Regions from separate parts of the Homo sapiens genome. Here region 1 is linked to region 2. Evidence: read pairs that join two places in POLR2A ChIA-PET (ENCODE). Cell type or tissue: PC-9. All regions are shown on one strand. Each heading gives the region's core, and the rest is flanking DNA. Links, peaks and the distances in the headings are about the cores only.

Region 1 (10,500 bases), core at 4,630-7,129, 150 kb after region 2:
GACACTCTACTCTCGCTGCCAGACCCTGGGCTGGGGAGGGGTTTGGGGGAACTGGCCCCTTCAAGATTTATTAATCTGCTCTGAAGAATTCCACCAGGGAAGGGTGGAGGTATCAGCAGAATAAATATCTCACCTTCCTGGGGCCCGGGGAAGGGGGGTGCTTTCCAGCCCAAACAAATTAACTCTTCTCAGCCCATTTCTCAGGCCCTGCAGGGGACTCCTTCCAGGCACAGCCTCAGAAATTCCAGGAGCCGGGTGACTGGGAAGAGTGATGATAAGCAGCTTACTCCCCTACTCCTCCCATCAAGGGGCAGGGTGGGACGAGGCCAGGGGAGGGGCCCTGCTGGGGGACATGGTGAGGTGAGGGCTGGGCCTCCGCCAAGCCCGAGGAAGGAAAGGTCACCCCAGCCTTTCACCCCAGTATGGCTGCCCGGAAATCTGGCCAGCCAGGGCTGAGTCGACCCCACCCAGGGCAGGCGGCTGGATGAAGTTACCTCTGGCCAGAGGAGGGCCAAGGCTGAGAACTCCCAATGACCCCAGGTCCCCCAGGCCCCAGCATGGCCACTGCCCCTCACCCTGGGCCCAGGGGAGACTCTTCAGACCACACACACCCTTGAGGAAGTGGCTCTCGAGTGAGCCATTTGTACACCCATGTGTGTACCGTGTGCGTGCACCTGTCCAGTGGGTTAAGTGCAATGGTGATGGAGCGGGCGACCAGCCTCTCACTCTGCAGACCCCAGCCCATCACTGAAACCTCCCAGTGACTTCTCATCAAAGTGCTCACTGGAGCTCAGGAGCTCAGGCCCTCACAGCAGCACGTGCTCTGCCTGAACCCACCGGCGGCCTCCCTGCCAGTCACAGCCAACAGTCCCCTCCTGGATTCTAGGAACCCTTCCCACTTGGAGACCATAGGAAGGCTCCTCGAGCACCCACACCCCAAGAGAGCAGGTCCTGCTCTTCCAGTGTCCAGAGGTTCCAGTGTCTGCCCAACTGCCTGACCTTCCACCCCAGGGGCTGCTCAGGGCAGGACCAGATGCATAGCAGTGGCAAGGAGGGGCCGCAGCAGACATAAGTTTGGAAGGAGTGACATTGCCACCTCTCCAATTATCATACAGAAAGACATGCCCTACAGACCTCAGGCCACCCAGCCCAGGAACCCACAGTCTGACTCTGGAAGATGCCCAGACTCTGGACTCTTTTGCTAAGTGTCTAAATGGGTCAGTTCTCCAGCCTTTCCCAGCAAGCCACCACCTCCCCGGTCTCCCTTCTCCCCCACAACCTATGTGGCTGTACAATTTGTCCTGGTTTTGTCCTGACCCACCCTTTCTCTCGTGTGCAGAGGAGCCGAGCGCTATTGTAAAGAGAGGATGATTTCTGGGGAAGAACAAAACAGCTTCTTACCTTTGAATGAGAGCCGGACCCGGGGCGTGGCCGGGAGGTGGTCCTGGGTGGGGAAGGATGGCCAGGCCCCGGTCAGTAGGGAAGCCCAGAGAAGAAGACCGGCGACAAGCATTGTGGGAGGGGCCTAGGGCCCAGGAAGCAGGCTCCACTCTCTAGAAACCTGGGAAGGGGAACCAAGATTGGAATGTGTGAGGCAGATGGGGGAGTTCAATTTCTACCCAAGGTGAACAAAGAGGTTGATGGGTACCTCCACGCTTCCACCCCCAGCCTGGGGCCATGAATGCCCCTGTGTGCACACCTCATGTGCGTTCTTTGGCCTGCCTTTGTCTGGGGAGATAGTACCAATAGGCCCCAGCCTGGGGTCACCAGAACTGATGGGGGCTGCTGGAGACTCAAACCCTACCCCTCATGGCATGCTGAATTCCATTCACAGGGCCCAGACCAACCAGGTGATCTTAGGGCTCTTTCCAGCTCCCAGCATGCTTTCTCCTTTCTCCCCTGCATCTGTGGCCAATAAAGTGGGTTACTCCTTCTCCCTCCCACCTGGAGGAATGGGGAACAGATAGGGTGCATCCCTGCCTGCTCCAGCCACAGGTCTTCTCCCAGTACAGAGAAACCTGGACCTGATTATTACGGTAGAGGGGAGGCACAGGAGAGAGTGGGGGAATGAGACACATGCAGACAGCCCAAGATGGAAGAGAGGGAGCACCAGTCAGAAAAGGAAAGGCAGAGAATGGCAGAGTCCACTTGTACTAAAATCAAAGCAGGAGAGACCCAGGTCAGACAGGCAGAAGGACTTCCTGCCAGGGAAAACTTCCAGCTCCGCCTCTAGAGGGCAAAGAAGGGAAGCTAGGATGGCCAGTGGGCCTGGGGCTGGATCTGGGCCAGCGGCATTGCCACCTTCAGAATCCCCCATAGCCCCAGCAGGTCCAAGTTTCAATACTGTGTTTTTCAAATATTGTCTCCCCAGGCAGGCTGGCTGTTGGGTAAACGCAGCCCAGCACCAGTTGTCAGAACATATTGCTCCCTCCCGGCACAAACCAGCGCCAACTCCTACCACCACCCCCAACCGGATGCACTGCGGGTGGGGGCATCGAGACTGAAAATGTGAGCCCCATCCCCCAGATCTGCCCTGTGTACTCCCTTCTTCCGTGGCAGGCAGGACCCCAGGCCCATCTCTAGGATGCTGGGATGGGAGTTGGCAGTACTATGGCCTGGGACTCCCCTGCCATAGCTGCTCAATGCTGAGGCAAAGCCCAGGCTCCAGTCTGACTCTTAGGCCCCACTCATTAGACCCTGATGACATCCCTAGACCCACCTCCCCCAGCCCTGGCCTCTCCTGCCAAGGCAAACCACTCATGGCTCCTCAGACAGGAAGTGCAGCTTCAGCCTCTTGGCCCACTCCTTACGCGGTACCCTCTGTGTGAATGTTCTCTCCCGAGGGCCTGGCACACCGCTCATGGTCCTTCCAGATCCCCTGTCATAGATGCTGCCTCCTGGGGAGGCTAGCTGGGGGATGGGGGAATCAGAACCAGCCCCTCCTCAGGTCTGGGAGGCACAAAGCTAGTGCTGACTGAATGGCAGGCTCTGAGAAGTGGGGGCAGGTGGGAGAAATGGCTGTGCAGCCACCGTCACCCTCAAGGTGCACCTGGGAGGCCCCTGATAACAGCTGTGGATATGCACACGTTCACACTTGCAGGCCCACACACGTCCTTACAAGCATGAGTTTGCTCAAGAACTTGACCTGCTAGTGGGGTGGGGCTCAGGGGAGCTGGGAGATACTGTCCTGGCGCAAGATGCCGTCTGAGTCCCTCAGAGAGCTTCGATACTATGTAACGGGGGCTCCTGTCAACCTGCCTCCCGCCTCCCCCCTCCCCATGACCTCATTTTTTCCTTCATCCATGTTCATGGTGACAAAGTCAGTGTCACCAAGGACAGGGTTGGAGTCACCCAATGTGTCCAGAGAGGTGGGGAGTCTTTCTACTGGGTCCCTACAGGGACTTCCCATCCAAATGCTTTGGCCTTTTAAAGAGGTGAATGGGGAGGGGCTCAAGTTTGCTGGGGCCTCAGTCTCAAGTCCAGGTCCCCTCTTGGACAGCCTGGCAGGTGGGGGAAAGAAGGAGAGGGAAGGAAGAAAAGGAGAAGAAGGACAGAGAGGGAAAGAAAGGGCAAACCCACAGTGCCTTCCCCTCTGCCAGTCCCGAGATGCCTGTCACCCAGCCCCAGCCCCAGAAAAGCCCCCAAGTCACACCAAGCCCAGGTCAGTGGACAGAGGAAGAACAGCCACCGCCACCTGGGAGCCCACCAGGAAGAAAGCAGAGAAGGAGGGAAGGAAGGCTGGTGGGAGGGAGCAAGGGAGGGAGGCAGGCGGGAGGGAGGAGGAGAGAGGGAGGAGAGAGGGAGGGACGGAGGAGAGACGCTTGAACAAAGAAACGAGGAGCCGGGGCTGGCAAGGGGTGCAGGGAAGAGGCGGCCAGAGGAAGGAGTCCGGAGGCACCTGGGATGGGACAGGGGGCCAGGTGGCCAAACTGTACAGCCGGATCCAGACCGCCCAGGCTTGGAGTTGGGGGTGGGGGTGGACAGCCTGTCTCCAGGAAGGGAGGTTGGCTCCTCCGAGCTGAGGACTGCCTGGATGGAAGGGAGGCAGGAACAGGGGCCGTAGGGGAACATGGGGAGATTATCAACAGCACCCCACCCGCTACCCAGCCCCTCAGATTCCCTCCCCCACTTCAACAAGAGCTCTGTCTCCTTCTTGGCTCCTCAGCTTCCCCATCCCCCAACACCTCAAGGACCAGGAAGCAGAGCCACCCCAGCATAGCTGGGACTGAAACCCCCCTTTTGTGGCCAGGGTTTCCCAGTCAAGGTCACCTGAGCCTGGCTCCATCCTCCCCCCAAGGTATGCTGAGCAGCGAGGGGCTGAGGCTGGGTGGGCTGCCGCCTTCTCTCTGGCCCCTGCTTTCTCTCCGGCCCCCACCTCCCCACTTCCGGGCCTGGCTCCTTCGGAGCTGAAGGGGGAGCAGCAGGAGTAGGCATGCCTGTGCCCCCCGCCTGCCTAGACACTATACCCTACGGGGTCCTGGCACACCCCTTGGGTAGCCTGGGAAGAGGCCTCAGCTCCATCCAACTCCCTGGGCTGAGATGGGGCTCCCAACCCCTGGGTGCAGTTTTCCCTTCTCTGCAACTAGGATAACTACTGGGAGACTATCTGGGTGAATTCAGGAGGACAGAGGTCCCCAACCTGGCCCAGCTTCAGGGTGGACATACTGGTGTCTTTGGTTGGCGTCTCCCTTACCTCTCCCAAGCAGTAATGTTCTGGTGGCAAAACACAGCTATCTCAAAAATTAGGAGTTATTTATCCAGTGGGGCCCCCAGCCCCAGCTCCAGCCAACTCCCGCCAGCACTGCCTCATTCCTAGGCCAACTTTGATACCCTCCTGTCCCATCTGCTGGGGGCAACCCCGCCAAGCCCCCGCTGTCCCCTGCCCACTTCACCACTGGGACCCCTGGTTCAAACTAGGGATTGACCGCAGGCTCTCCAAGCTCACCTACACACTACATACAGCCGTGCCCCTAATCCAGGCAGGACTCTGCTGTAAAAGCAAACCCAAGGTGGCAGCTGGGGGTCAAGGGGCTGGCACAATGCTGGGAGAAATGCCTCAGGACTGGAGGTCCTCCCACTCTGCTGATGTGGGAGACCCCCCACGTGGGGACTGCCAGTATACCGCTTCCCTTCGGGCTGGCCAGTCCTCAAGTAGAGACACTGAGGTAGGGCAAGCGCATCTACGGGGAAGAGCGCTGCCTCGGGCGTTAATGGGAGAGAGAGCTGAGGCAGAAGGGGGATCGGAACTCCCGCTCCAGAAGCGTGAAGGTGGGGGTGTATGAGAGCACCCACCCAGAACCTTGCAGGAAAAAGTTGCTTTGCACATGGGTGACCCCGCAGGCCACATCATCCACACATCCATACGCCGCCCCGTAGGTAAGGGGTCCGGGCCTCCAGGACAGGTAAGAATCCCACCCCAGCCTTGTTGCCCCTATGTCCGCGGGCAGCCCCCCGGCTCGACGAGACCCGCTCCCCGGACACTTCTGCGGAGTTGCAGTGCCGCGGGTCCCAGAGGGGTCGCGGGGTGGCCCGGCCGCCTGCCCGCTCCCTCCCGGTTCCCGCTGCACTCACCTCTTCCGCAGCGGCGGGGCCTGGGCGCCCGGGCGGCGGCGGCGGCACGGAGCGGCTCCCGTTGGGCCGGTCCGCGCTAGCGGCCCCCCGGGGCCATGGCCCTGCCCGCGACCTCTCGCCGCTGCGCCTCAGCCGGGATCGGCGCCGCGGCCGCGGCTTAACCGGTTCCGCGGGCTTCGGGCGCGTCAGCAGCCGAGGGCCCGGGCCCCAGCCCGGGCCATGGGAAGGCTCAGGGGCGCTCGGGGCCGCCTCCCCTGGGGTGGGCTGCGGGCGCCCCCTGGCCGGCGCGCCGAGGGCGCATTCCCCAGCGCGGGGCGCGGGCGGTGGCGCGCACTCGGCTTCGAAGCGCTGCGCTCTCCTGGCTGCTGGACCCGGGCCGGGCGGCCGCGCTGGGCTGCACGGTTCCTCGCGGCGTACCCAGGTCCTGCGCTGCGCTCGGGGCTCTCCGGACCGCCGCGGTTCGTTCGCTCGCTCTGGTCTCGCGGCCGCCGGCGGGACGGGGCGCTCAGAGCCGCGCGGGGAGCGCCGGCAATTGGCCGCCCGTGGGCGACATTTGCATAGCGCAGCCCCGCCCCGCCCGGCCCGCCCAGCCCCACCCCCGGGGCGGGACCCGCCCAGCCACCGCCCCGCCCCCGCTCCACCTGTCCGTGGGCCGGGCTCAGGGTTCCCAGGCGGTGGGCACCCCGCGCCGGGGGAGACTAGTCTGCACCCCTCGCCCCCGCCCCCGCTTCGCGGGCGGCGCCCCCGCCCCGCCCTGGCTTTGTCTCTCTGTGAATACACCGCACACATCGCGCCTGGTGTTTACCCGGGCATTCAACTCCCTGGCGAGAAGGGCTGCAGCGCCAGGGAGCAACGAGCCTGCGCTCACCTGAGCACCCCCTTCCGCGTCCCTCATTCCCACTCGCCGCCGGCCGTGCCCCTGGTCCCGTGCGTGGGCCCCGCGGCGCAGGACCCCTGACTGCCCGGGCTGCTCAGCAGGTGGCGGTGCAGCCCCTGGGACGGCTGGCACCGCCGGACCTTCCCGCGGGCTCAGCCTCCAGCCTAGGCCAGGTCGGGGGCAGCCCAGCCACACAGCTCTCTCCAGCCATTCAACGACTCCCCGTGATCGCCTCAATCGCCAGCCCTTATTTCAGGCCAGCAGCTCCCACAGACTCTCCTTATAGTTCCATACCTTAGAGAGGCCAGATCAGCTAGCACCTTCTCTCCTCAAGGGGACATTTGCTTTCAAATGGCCTGGTGATGAGCCAATGGCTCAGCAACTGAGAAGGGCCTACCGTGACCCCAGGAAGGGACCCTCTGCCCAACCCAACTTTCCAAGGTCATGGCCTCACCACCAGGACCACTTCTCAGCCCTGCCCCGGGCACCCTGCGGAGGCTCCCAGGGGCGTTGGCCCTTTGTCCTCTCCTTCATCCTCTTCCTGTTCTGTCTTCTGTGCCCTCCTCTTTCTCCTCTTTCCTTTCTCCTCTTCTCCCTCTGCCTCTCCTTCCTTCTCCCCTCTCTTCTCCCTCTTCCTCTCTCCTCTTCTCCCTCTTTTCCATCTCCCTCCTTTTCCTCCTTCTCCTCTCTTCTCCTGGATTTTTCCTTCTCTGCCCTCTCCTCCTCTCCCTTCTCTTCCTCCACCCCATGCATTTCCTTCTCTTCTTCCTCCTCCTTCTTCCTGCTCTTTACCCTCTTCCTCCTTTCTCTTTTTCTTCTCACTCCTCCTCTCCGCCTTCTTCCTCCTCCCACTTCTCTCCCTGGCTAGCAAGACCTCCAGGAAAAGACCTCTCTCCCTCTGACCCATTGACTGGTTGACTCCAAGTGCAAGGTGGAGCTGGGCACTAGGGATCCTGCTGAGGGTCTCCTGACTCAGGACTTAGAGTGCTGCCTCATGCTCCAAGCACAGGCAGGGCATTTGAGGTGAGCAAACACCATCCTGGAGTTATGGAGCTGCTGTGACAGCACCTGCACCTCTCCCCTTTGTCACGCCTCATTGAAAACACTGTGACAATCCATCTCTCCTCATCCCCACTCATCTGTATGAGGGTCACCCCTGAGGTCACCACCACTGCACCACCATCACCAATACAGCTTAAGCCACCATCTCTATGGCTTCCAACACCATCCCTTCCATCCTCTCACAGCCTCCATGGTCTCCTTATAGCCTGGCCACTTCTATCACTATCTCCAGCATCATTAGCATCATGCTGGTTACCACGGAAGAGCTGTCAGGACTTGCCAGAGACTCCAGTGTACTGGGTTGGGAAGGAAAGAGGCTCAACTGATCTGTTCATGAAGCTCCACTCAGACACACAGAATAGGCCCAGCACACAGAGGCCTTCAATGGCAGGGAGACCAGGGAAGGGGGCCAGGAAGAGGGCAAAGAGCTAGAATTGAGCCTGGCTACATGGGGTGGAATGCCAATTCCTTCCTAAGCAATTCGAGAGGGCTGAATAATCATACAAAAAAAATTGTTATTGCAGCAGTGAATCCACACTGAGCCCTTGCTCTGTGTCAGTGCTGGGGTGAGCATTTTGTATCATCATAATATGTTGTTATAGTTTGTGTGTGTGTGTGCATATACATATCGGCAGACCTCATTTTATTGTGGTTTATTGCGTTTTGCAGATATTGTGTTTTCTGAAGTTGAAGGTTTGTTGCAACTCTGTGTCGAGCAAGTCTATCAGCACCATTTTTCCAACAGCATGTGCTCACTTCATTAGCATTTTTTAGCAATAAAGTATTTTTTAATTAAGATATGTACATTTTTTAGACATAATGCTATCACACACTTAACAGACTACAGTATAGTGTAAACATGACTTTTATATGCACTGGGAAACCAAAAAAATTTGTGAGTTGCTTTATTACAATGTTAGCTTTATTGTGGTGGTCTGGAACCAAACCCGCCATATCTCCGAGGTATATTATATTATTCAGGGGAATATTGTATAGCTTTTCACAATTTTGTCTTCAATTTCAGAGGTCCACAGACCCCTCAAAACCAGCTCTGGATACCAGGTTGGGAGGCATTGCATGCCAGGAAGTTTTGCGGTTATTCACCCCCAGGTGCTTCACAATTGGGCTGAGAAGCAGGCCCTGTTGTCCCCATTGTACAGTTGAGCATGAGGGAGGAGAGTGGGGAGGTAGGGAGGGTTGGGGGAGGCCTGGAGCCACCAGGCTGTGGTGCCTGGAGAAGGCATTTTCAGTGGCTGTGGGAAAGCTCCAGGACAGGAAGGCCAGGCTGCAGGGCCCACATGGAGCCAAGGGCCTGCAACCCTGATAGGCACGCAGGAGCTGGATGCCTGCTGGAGTCCCACAGGGCACTTCTGGAACTCCACGCATCTTTATCATGTGAATAAGAGAGCAAAAATAAGAGAGCAAATCCCTGCAGCACCAGATCGGAGAGGGAACACAGCCAAGAAGCCAAGACTCAGGGAGTCAACTCCCTGCCCTACTCTCAGCTCCTCTGGACTGGCTGCCCCCCACCCTGTGCTCTCCTTGACACCCACAATCCTTCTGTCCTCCTCTCCAGAAGCCACTCTGCTGTTCTAACTCCACCTGAGAACCACCCAGGATGCCCTGTGGCGTCATCTGAAGGGAGAGAGACAGGCTGGCTTCCTACTGGCCTGACCTCCCTCCTGTTGGGTAGGACACTCAGATCTTAGGCCTAAGTTTCATTCAGCCTCCCCCATGGCCCGCCCTGGTGCTAGTCTGGTCACGCAGGTGAAGGGGTGTGTGCAGACACAGCTGGTTAGGCCAGGTCCAGCTCCTGCACTGAATCCACCTCTGGAATACCCTCCTGGGGCAGCCTCCTCCTCCTTCCCAGGTGTGCCCCGGCTGCGTGGGATACACTGCACTCGGATCTGGGTGGACCTGGCTGAGCTTCAGGGTGGACTTCATAGTCTTGAGGTCCTGGAGCTTGTGAGGGGTGACCGAGCCAACAGTGAGGGTTACAACAGGGAAGTCATTGGCCCAGCCCCCACCTGGATGATGGTGCCAGCAACGGGCAGGAAAACCTTGAAGCTTTCCTCCCGCAAATACACCCTGCCCTTCACCCTGGCCTGGACTTTGTTTCTGGCGGTGGTTGTGCCTGTTTCTCTTCCTTTTGGCTCTTCCAGGATGCATGGGAACTGAACTGCAGCCTCCGGCCTCCTGCTGCAGGTCCCTGTTGTCTGCCTCCCCGTGGCTCACCTCAGGTGGGGAGAGGGAAGCCTGGAGGTGCACTGGGGCCTGCCCTCCTGGCCTCTGCACACGAAGGCTGGACTTGGAGGGCCTGGGCCTCAGAGACCCTCCATCCCCATTGGATGAGGGCGGCAGCCACACCAGCACTCCCTCACCTCCTCCCCTGCCCTAGTCTTAGGGGGGAACTTGTTCCCTGGGCCTGGCAGGGCAAGCAGGCCCCGGCCCGCCCAGCCCCAGCGTCGCTGGCTCAGGTTTCCTCGCTTTCTGGTTTTCTCATCTCCCCTGCCCCAGGCGCTGTTGCCTGCTCTCTGGCCCAGCCCCCACCCACTAGGAACTGGATCCCAGGGAGGGGGAGTGTTGGGAAGGGGGCTGGAGAGGGGGCTCGGGGCAGGCGGTTGGGTGGCACCAGGAGGAGGCAGGCCATGGGGACTCACTGAGGTTCCGTGTGCAGCCTTCTCCTGCCCAGCCTGCCCCAGGGGCTGGCTCTGAGCCGATCAAAAGCTGGAATGACCTGGCCTCTCCCTAAAGCTGCCTCCAAGCCGTCTCTGCTGTTGTTCCCTCTACCACAAATGTTCTTCCCGGACTTCAGCACCAGTCTAAACCCTGTGTTTCCTCTAGACGTGGGCCCTTAGCTGCCTCTTTCACCAATAAACACTGCCCTTTTCAGCACAGGCTCAGTATCCCTTCTTCATCCTTCTGCACTGGGCCCCTCAGGCATCCCGAGCCTTTTCCAGGAGCTCTAGACTCTCACCTCTGGGCCTTGG
Region 2 (7,002 bases), core at 4,136-6,635:
GAAAATCATAAAAATTGGAAGCAAACAAACAAAAAAACAGTTAAGACTAGAATCTAACAACAGGTGAACATTCGTTTTGAAACATGATTTTATTCTCTCTCCAATTTCCCATTTTACTAAAGACAAATCATGGTATGACTTGTTTGCTTATTATACTTGGCCTAAATATTTGTATACAGTGCAGCAAGAATAATTTATTTTGTCCCATAAGAGGAATCTCAGGTAAGACTTTTTAAAGCCCTGCCCAGCCATGGATTTGTGCCATCAAATACCCATGAGTTGGATGGAATTTCCTCTCCTTTCAAGTTCCAAGATAAACATAAACCTGGGGCCTCTGTGCCTGTCAGAAAGTGACATCCTTTTTTTTTTGATCAGGCTAGTCTTGAATTCCTGACCTCAGGTGATCCTCCCGCGTTGGCCTCCCAAAGTGCTGGGATTACAGGCATGAGCCACCACTCCTGGCCCCAGAAAGTGACATTCTTTACTTACCACAGGTAAGAAATCCTGTACAGGGACTGTGTACACAAAATGTGAGGCCAGTTTTCCCAAGGGCTTTATTGGCTCCATAAGTTAAGTTTGATTCCTTAAACGAAAGCACACCATTCCTGTCAAAGTCTTGGTCAAATAATCAATTCCTCCAATTGTGTCCTGTTACAAATGAAAACAGATTCTTTTTTTTTTTTTTTTTTTTGGTGGAGTCTGGCTCTGTTGCCCAGGCTGGAGTGCAATGGTGCAATCTCAGCTCACTGCCACCTCTGCTTCCCAGGTTCAAGCGATTCTACTGCCTTAGCCTCTGGAGTAGCTGGGATTACAGGCATGTGCCACCATGCCCAGCTAATTTTTGTGTTTTTAGTAGAGATGGGGTTTTGCCATGTTGGCCAGGCTGGTCTCGAACTCACAACCTCAGGTGATTTGCCCACCTTGGCCTCCCAAAGTGCTGGGATTACAGGAGTGAGCCACCATGCCAGGCAAAAACAGATTCTTATGGCACTTATGCAAATAACTGTATTGCCATAAGTTAAGAATACTCACAAATAGTTTCCAAATTCTGGAGAAATCAGGTAGAGAAACAAATATGCTCCAAATTTTGTTCATAGGACTGTACTAAATTGTTAAAAGCTGTTGGCCAGGCACGGTGGCTCACGCCTGTAATCCCAGCATTTTGGGAGGCCGAGGCAGGCAGATCACGAGGTCAGGAGTTCAAGACCATCCTGACCAACATGCTGAAACTCTGTCTCTACTAAAAATACAAAAATTAGCCAGGTGTAGTGGTGTGCACCTGTAATCCCAGCTACTCGGGAGGCTAGGGGAGGAGAATCGCTTGAACCCAGGAGCCAGAGGTTGCAGTGAGCCGAGATCCTGCCATTGCACTCCAGCCTGGGTGACAGAGTGAGACTTCGTCTAAAAAAAAAAAAAAAGGCCAGGCACGGTGGCTCATGCCTGTAATCCCAGCACTTTGGGAGGCCAAGGTGGGCAGATCACGAGGTCAGGAGATCGAGACCACGGTGAAACCCTGTCTCTACCAAAAATACAAAAAATTAGCCGGGCGCGGTGGTGGGCGCCTGTAGCCCCAGCTACTCAGGAGGCTGAGGCAGGAGAATGGCATGAACCTGGGAGGTGGAGCTTGCAGTGAGCTGAGATCGCGCCACTGCACTCCAGCCTGGGTGACAGAGCGAGAATCCATCTCAAAAAATAATAATAATAATAATATATAATACGACAACGTGGCCTGACATGGTGGCTCACGCCTGTAATCCTAGCATTTTGGGAGGCCAAGGCAGGCGGATCACCTGAGGCGAGGAGTTTGAGACCAGCCAAGCCAATATGCTGAAACCCCATGTCTACCAAAAATACAAAAATTAGCCAGGTGTGGTGGCACATGCCTGTAAACCCAGCTACTGGGGAGGCTGAGGCAGGAGAATCACTTGAACCCAGGAGGCAGAGGTTGCAGTGAGCCAAGATTGCACCACTGCACTTCAGCCTGGGCAACAAAGCAAGACTCTACCCTGAAGAAAAAAGTATACGACAACTTGATTATATAAAAGTTTTTGGGTTTTTGGCCGGGCACGGTGGCTCACACCTGTAATCTCAGCACTTCTGGAGGCCGAGGCAGGTGGATCACGAGGTCAGGAGATCAAGACCATCCTGGCTAACATGGTGAAACCCTGTCTCTACTAAAAACACAAAAAAATTAGCCAGGCATGATGGCGGGCCCCTGTAGTCCCAGCTACTCAGAAGGCTGAGGCAGGAGAATGGCGTGAACCCGGGAGGCAAGCTTGCAGTGAGCCGAGATTGCGCCACTGCACTCCAGCCTGGGTGATAGAGCGAGACTCCGTCTCAAAAAAAAAAAAAAAGTTTTTGGGTTTTTTGTGACTTACACTGACTGTTCATGACATGGTTGGACTTTCCAATTTGTTCTGAACATCCCTCCTTTTTATTTATTTTGGGTTTTTTTTTTTTTTTTTTTTTTTTCAGATGGAGTCTTGCTCTGTCACCCAGGCTGGAGTGCAGTGGCATGATCTCCGCTCACTGCAAGCTCCGCCTCCCGGGTTCACGCCATTCTCCTGCCTCAGCCTCCCGAGTAGCTGGGACTACAGGCGCCCACCACCACGCCCAGCTTAATTTTTTGTATTTTTAGTAGAGACAGGGTATCACCATGTTAGCCAGGATGGTCTTGATCTCCTGACCTTGTGATCCGCCCGCCTCGGCCTCCCAAAGTGCTGGGATTACAAGCGTGAGCCACTGCGTCCGGCCCTATTTTGGTTTATTTTTTATTTTTTATTTTTTTCTTGAGACTGAGTCTTGCTGTCACCCAGGCTGGAGTGCAGTGGCATGATCTCAGCTCATTGCAACCTCTGCCTCCCAGGTCAAGCGATTCTCCTGCCTCAGCCTCCCAAGTAGCTGGGATTATAGGCACACACCACTAAGCCTGGCTAATTTTTGTATTTTTAGTAGAAACAGGGTTTCGCCATGTTGGCCAGGTTGGTTTCAAACTCCTGACCTCAAATGATCCTCCTGCCTCAGTCTCCCAAAGTGCTAGGATTATGTGTGAGCCACTGCACCCGGCTTATTTTTTTTTTTTTTTAGCAGAGTCTTGCTCTGTCACCCAGGCTAGAGGGCAGTGGCGCAATCTCAGCTCACTGCAACCTCCGCCTTCCAAGTTTAAGTGATTCTCCTGCCTCAGCCTCCTGAATAGCTGGGATTATAGGTGTGGGCCACCATGCCTGGATAATTTTTGTGTTTTTGTTGTTGTTGTTGTTGTTGTTGAGATGGAGTCTTGCTCTGTCACTGAGGCTGGAGTAACAGTAGCATGATCTCGGCTCACTGCAACCCCCACCTCCCAGGTTGAAGCAATTCTCCTGCCTCAGCCTCCTGAGTAGCTGGGATTACAGGCACCCACCACCATGCCGGGCTAATTTTTGTATTTTTAGTAGAGATAGGTTTCACCATGTTGGCCAAGCTGGTCTCAAACTCCCGACCTCAGGTGACCCGCCCACCTCGGCCTCCCAAAGTGTTGGGATTACGGGTGTGAGCCACCACTCCCAGCCAAAAAAAATTTTTTTAATCTTATTACCATATTTCAGCTAGAACAAAATGCTGCTAAAGTAACAATGATCACACAAAGTATATGATTTCTGAGTGCTGTAAGTGTAAGCAGAAGTTAACACCAGCTGGTTGTTAAATGCTAACTTTAGTCATTTAAAGGAAATTGCAAGGCAGAATCCCAAGCCAGTTTCTTACCTAGTGATGGGTCTCAGGCTGTAGACTGCTCTCTACCATCCCAGAAGCAGGAAAAAAAAACTAATTTTCCCTGTTGGAAGCGAGCTCAAACTCCATAAAGGAGTTACCTGCCTTCCATCGTCATGGAAGCAGAAAAACTTGCTTTCCTTTTGGGAGCAAGTAAAACTCCAAAAAAAAAAAAAAAAAAAAAAAGAGTTGTACAGCAAAATAAACTTTAGATCTCAACCAATTGAGAAATCAAGGATTCTCTGGAGGGGGTGCTCCCAGACCTCAGCAAATTGTCCTATTGGTTTGAGCCATAAAGTTAGCTCCTGCTGGTACCAAGCACAGATAGGCAATTAGTCAAAAGTCAAGGACATCTCCACACAGAATCCATCCATAGTTACCAAATGTGAACCCAGAAAATCTGAGACAGCTCTCAGTTAATTTAAAAAGTTTATTTTGCTGAGGTTGAAGATGCATCCAAGACACAGCCTCAGGAAGTCCTGATGACATGTGCCCAAGGTGTTCCGGGCACAGCTTGGTTTTATACATTTTAGGGAGATATGAGACATCTATCAATACGTAAGAAGTACCTTAGCCAAGCGTGGTGGCTCAAGCCTGTAATCCCAGCACTTTGGGAGGCCAAGGTGGGCAGATCACAAGGTCAGGAGTTCAAGACCAGCCTGGCCAATATGGTGAAACCCTGTCTCTACTAAACATATAAAAATTAGCTGGGTGTGGTGGCACGCGCCTGTAGTCCCAGCTACTCTGGAGGCTGAGGCAGGAGAATCGCTTGAACCCGGGAGCCAGAGGTTGCAGTGAGCCGAGATCATGCCATTGCACTCCAGCCTGGGCGACAGAGTGAGACTTCATCTAAAAAAAAATTAGGCCAGGCGCGGTGGCTCACACCTGTAATCCCAGCACTTTGGGAAGCTGAGGCAGGCAGATCACAAGGTCAGGAGATCGAGACCATCCTGGCTAACACGGTGAAACCTCGTCTCTACTAAAAATACAAAAAATTAGCCAGGCGTGGTGGCGGGCGCCTGTAGTCCCAGCTACTCGGGAGGCTGAGGCAGGAGAATGGCATGAACCCGGGGGGCAGAGCTTGCAGTGAGCTGAGATCGCACCACTGCACTCCAGCCTGGGCGACAGAGCGAGACTCCGTCTCAAAAAATAAAAATAAAAAAAAAACAGAAGTACATAAGCTCTGTCCAGAGAGGTGGAGACAGCTCAAAGCACGGCCCCCCACTGGGGGCTTCCAGGTCACAGGCAGGTGACAGACAGATGGTTGCATTCTTTTGAGTTTCTGGTAGTCTTTCCAAAAGAGGCAATGGAGGCAATCATAATATGCATCTATGTCTGTAAGCAAAAGGATGACTTGAATAGAATGGGAGGCAGATTTGTCCTGAGCGGTTCCCAGCTTGAAGGGGCCCAAGATATTTTCCTTTCACATATTGAACAAGTGAAACCACAAATGAATGAACAAGCATGTGCTCACTGACAGCTCATATGCATGGTCACACAAACACAGGATCTCATGCTCACAAGACAGCAGGGCTCACACACACCCAGTCCCAGGCACTGGGTTCCACACTCACACCTACTTGCCACTGGAATTTGTGCAGAGGCTCAGATGGTCACTAAATGGGGCTTCACAAAGACACAGTCACTAACCCAGCACATATACAAAGGGTGATGACACAGCCCTGACTTCATGAACACAGTGCCTTTCAGAAACAGGTCCCTACAACAGGGATGACTTATCCACTAAGCACAATAGACCCAAGGCCTAGGGCCACAGTACTTTCAGGGGCCCACAAAATGTTTTTTTAATCAGAAGAAGAATATAAATGTAAATATATTAATAATTAATATATAATAGTGTAACCCAGACATGACCTCCTGGGCTCAAGCACTCCTCCTGCCTCAGTGTCCCAAGTAGCTGGGACTACAGGTACATACCACCATGCCCAGCTAATTTTTAATTTTTTTGTAGAGATGGGGTCTTGCTACATTGCCTAGGCTGGTCTCGAACTCCTGGGCTCAAGCAATTCTCCCACCTCAGCCTCCCAAAGTGCTAAGACTATAGCCATATATATATATATATATATATATATATATATATATATATATTTTTTTTTTTTTTTTTTTTTTTGAGATGGAGTCGCTCTCTGTCACCCAGGCTGGAGTATAGTAGCACAGTGGAGCAGTCTTGGCTCACTGCAACCTCTGCCTCCCGGGTTCAAGGGATTGTCCTGCCTCAGCCTCCCGAGTAGCTGGGATTACAGGCGCCTGCCACCACGCCCGGCTAATTTTTTGTATTTTTAGTAGAGAAGGGGTTTCACCATGTTAGCCGGGATGGTCTCGATCTCCTGACCTCGTGATCTGCCACCTCGGCTTCCCAAAGTGCTAGGATTATAGGCGTGAGCCTCCGCACCTGGCATGCCTGGCCATATTTTAAAATATTTTTTTTAAGGAGGAAAAGATCCACGAAAGTAAAGTGCCTAGGGCCCATCAATGTCAGATGCAGCCACGTGGACAAAGAACACTCCCTGAGCACAAGACACGAAAGAACCCGGTCTCCAGTGTCACAAACAGGCCTGCCCAGCAGGGTCTGCCCCTGCCCACCTCCTCCAGCCTAGGTAAGGCCACAAAGCCCTGCCCTAGTGCTGACAGCGTGGGAGGGGCCACTGTTGGCCCAGCCCCACCCCCAACCAAGATCCCTTTGCCAGGGATTCAGAGGTAGCCCTGATGCCTGGCTGGCCTGGCCTCCTAATCCAAGGCCCGCCCCTTGGCCCGCCCCTGGCCTGGGTGGGGTGACCCCCTACAAAAGCTCAGAATTTCCAGCAGCGGCTCCTTCCTCCAGGAGTCTCTGGTGCAGCTGGGGTGGAATCTGGCCAGGCCCTGCTTAGGCCCCCATCCTGGGGTCAGGAAATTTGGAGGATAAGGCCCTTCAGCCCCAAGGTCAGCAGGGACGAGCGGGCAGACTGGCGGGTGTACAGGAGGGCTGGGTTGACCTGTCCTTGGTCACTGAGGCCATTGGATCTTCCTCCAGTGGCTGCCAGGATTTCTGGTGGAAGAGACAGGAAGGCCTCCCCCCCTTGGTCGGGTCAGCCTGGGGGCTGAGGGCCTGGCTGTCAGCCACTCTTCCCAGAACATATGTCATGGCCTCAGTGGCTCATGGGGAAGCAGGGGTGGGCGAGCTTAGGCTAGAGCAAGTCCTGTGGGAGATGGCAGAGGCCTGGTCTGAGAGGCAACTCGGATGTGCCCTCCAGTGGC

The links. ChIA-PET counts read pairs that join two places held together with the same protein. Peaks named below come from ENCODE experiments on the same cell type or tissue, not always from the same donor. Only the 100,000 strongest peaks of a DNase experiment are listed, where the experiment ranks them.
Region 1: POLR2A ChIA-PET joins it to region 2 with 9 read pairs; 2 of 35 experiments call an interaction of 5 or more read pairs at or near these places.

The regions. Positions count from the first base shown.
Region 1 is chr3:50,150,636-50,161,135 of GRCh38, reverse strand. SEMA3F (semaphorin 3F) reads right to left here and starts at 5,812. Exons shown (of 19, transcript NM_004186.5): 1 at 5,572-5,812; 2 at 1,402-1,561. The coding sequence starts at 1,513. LOC124909484 (basic proline-rich protein-like) reads right to left here and starts at 6,466. Exons shown (of 2, transcript XM_047449434.1): 1 at 6,440-6,466; 2 at 5,347-6,075. The coding sequence starts at 6,466. The coding sequence ends at 5,347. It overlaps SEMA3F-AS1 (SEMA3F antisense RNA 1), which reads left to right and starts at 5,051. Exons shown (of 4, transcript NR_135301.1): 1 at 5,051-5,402. RefSeq lists silencers at 5,828-6,297, 6,328-6,467, 6,478-6,537 and an enhancer at 9,817-10,488. In PC-9, for the core only: no CTCF peak of the experiment used is centred there; a DNase peak (open chromatin) is centred at 6,025; H3K4me3 peaks cover 1,566 bases.
Region 2 is chr3:50,303,151-50,310,152 of GRCh38, reverse strand. HYAL1 (hyaluronidase 1) reads left to right here and starts at 6,579. Exons shown (of 4, transcript NM_033159.4): 1 at 6,579-6,687. RefSeq lists enhancers at 6,174-6,343, 6,161-7,002. In PC-9, for the core only: no CTCF peak of the experiment used is centred there; no DNase peak of the experiment used is centred there.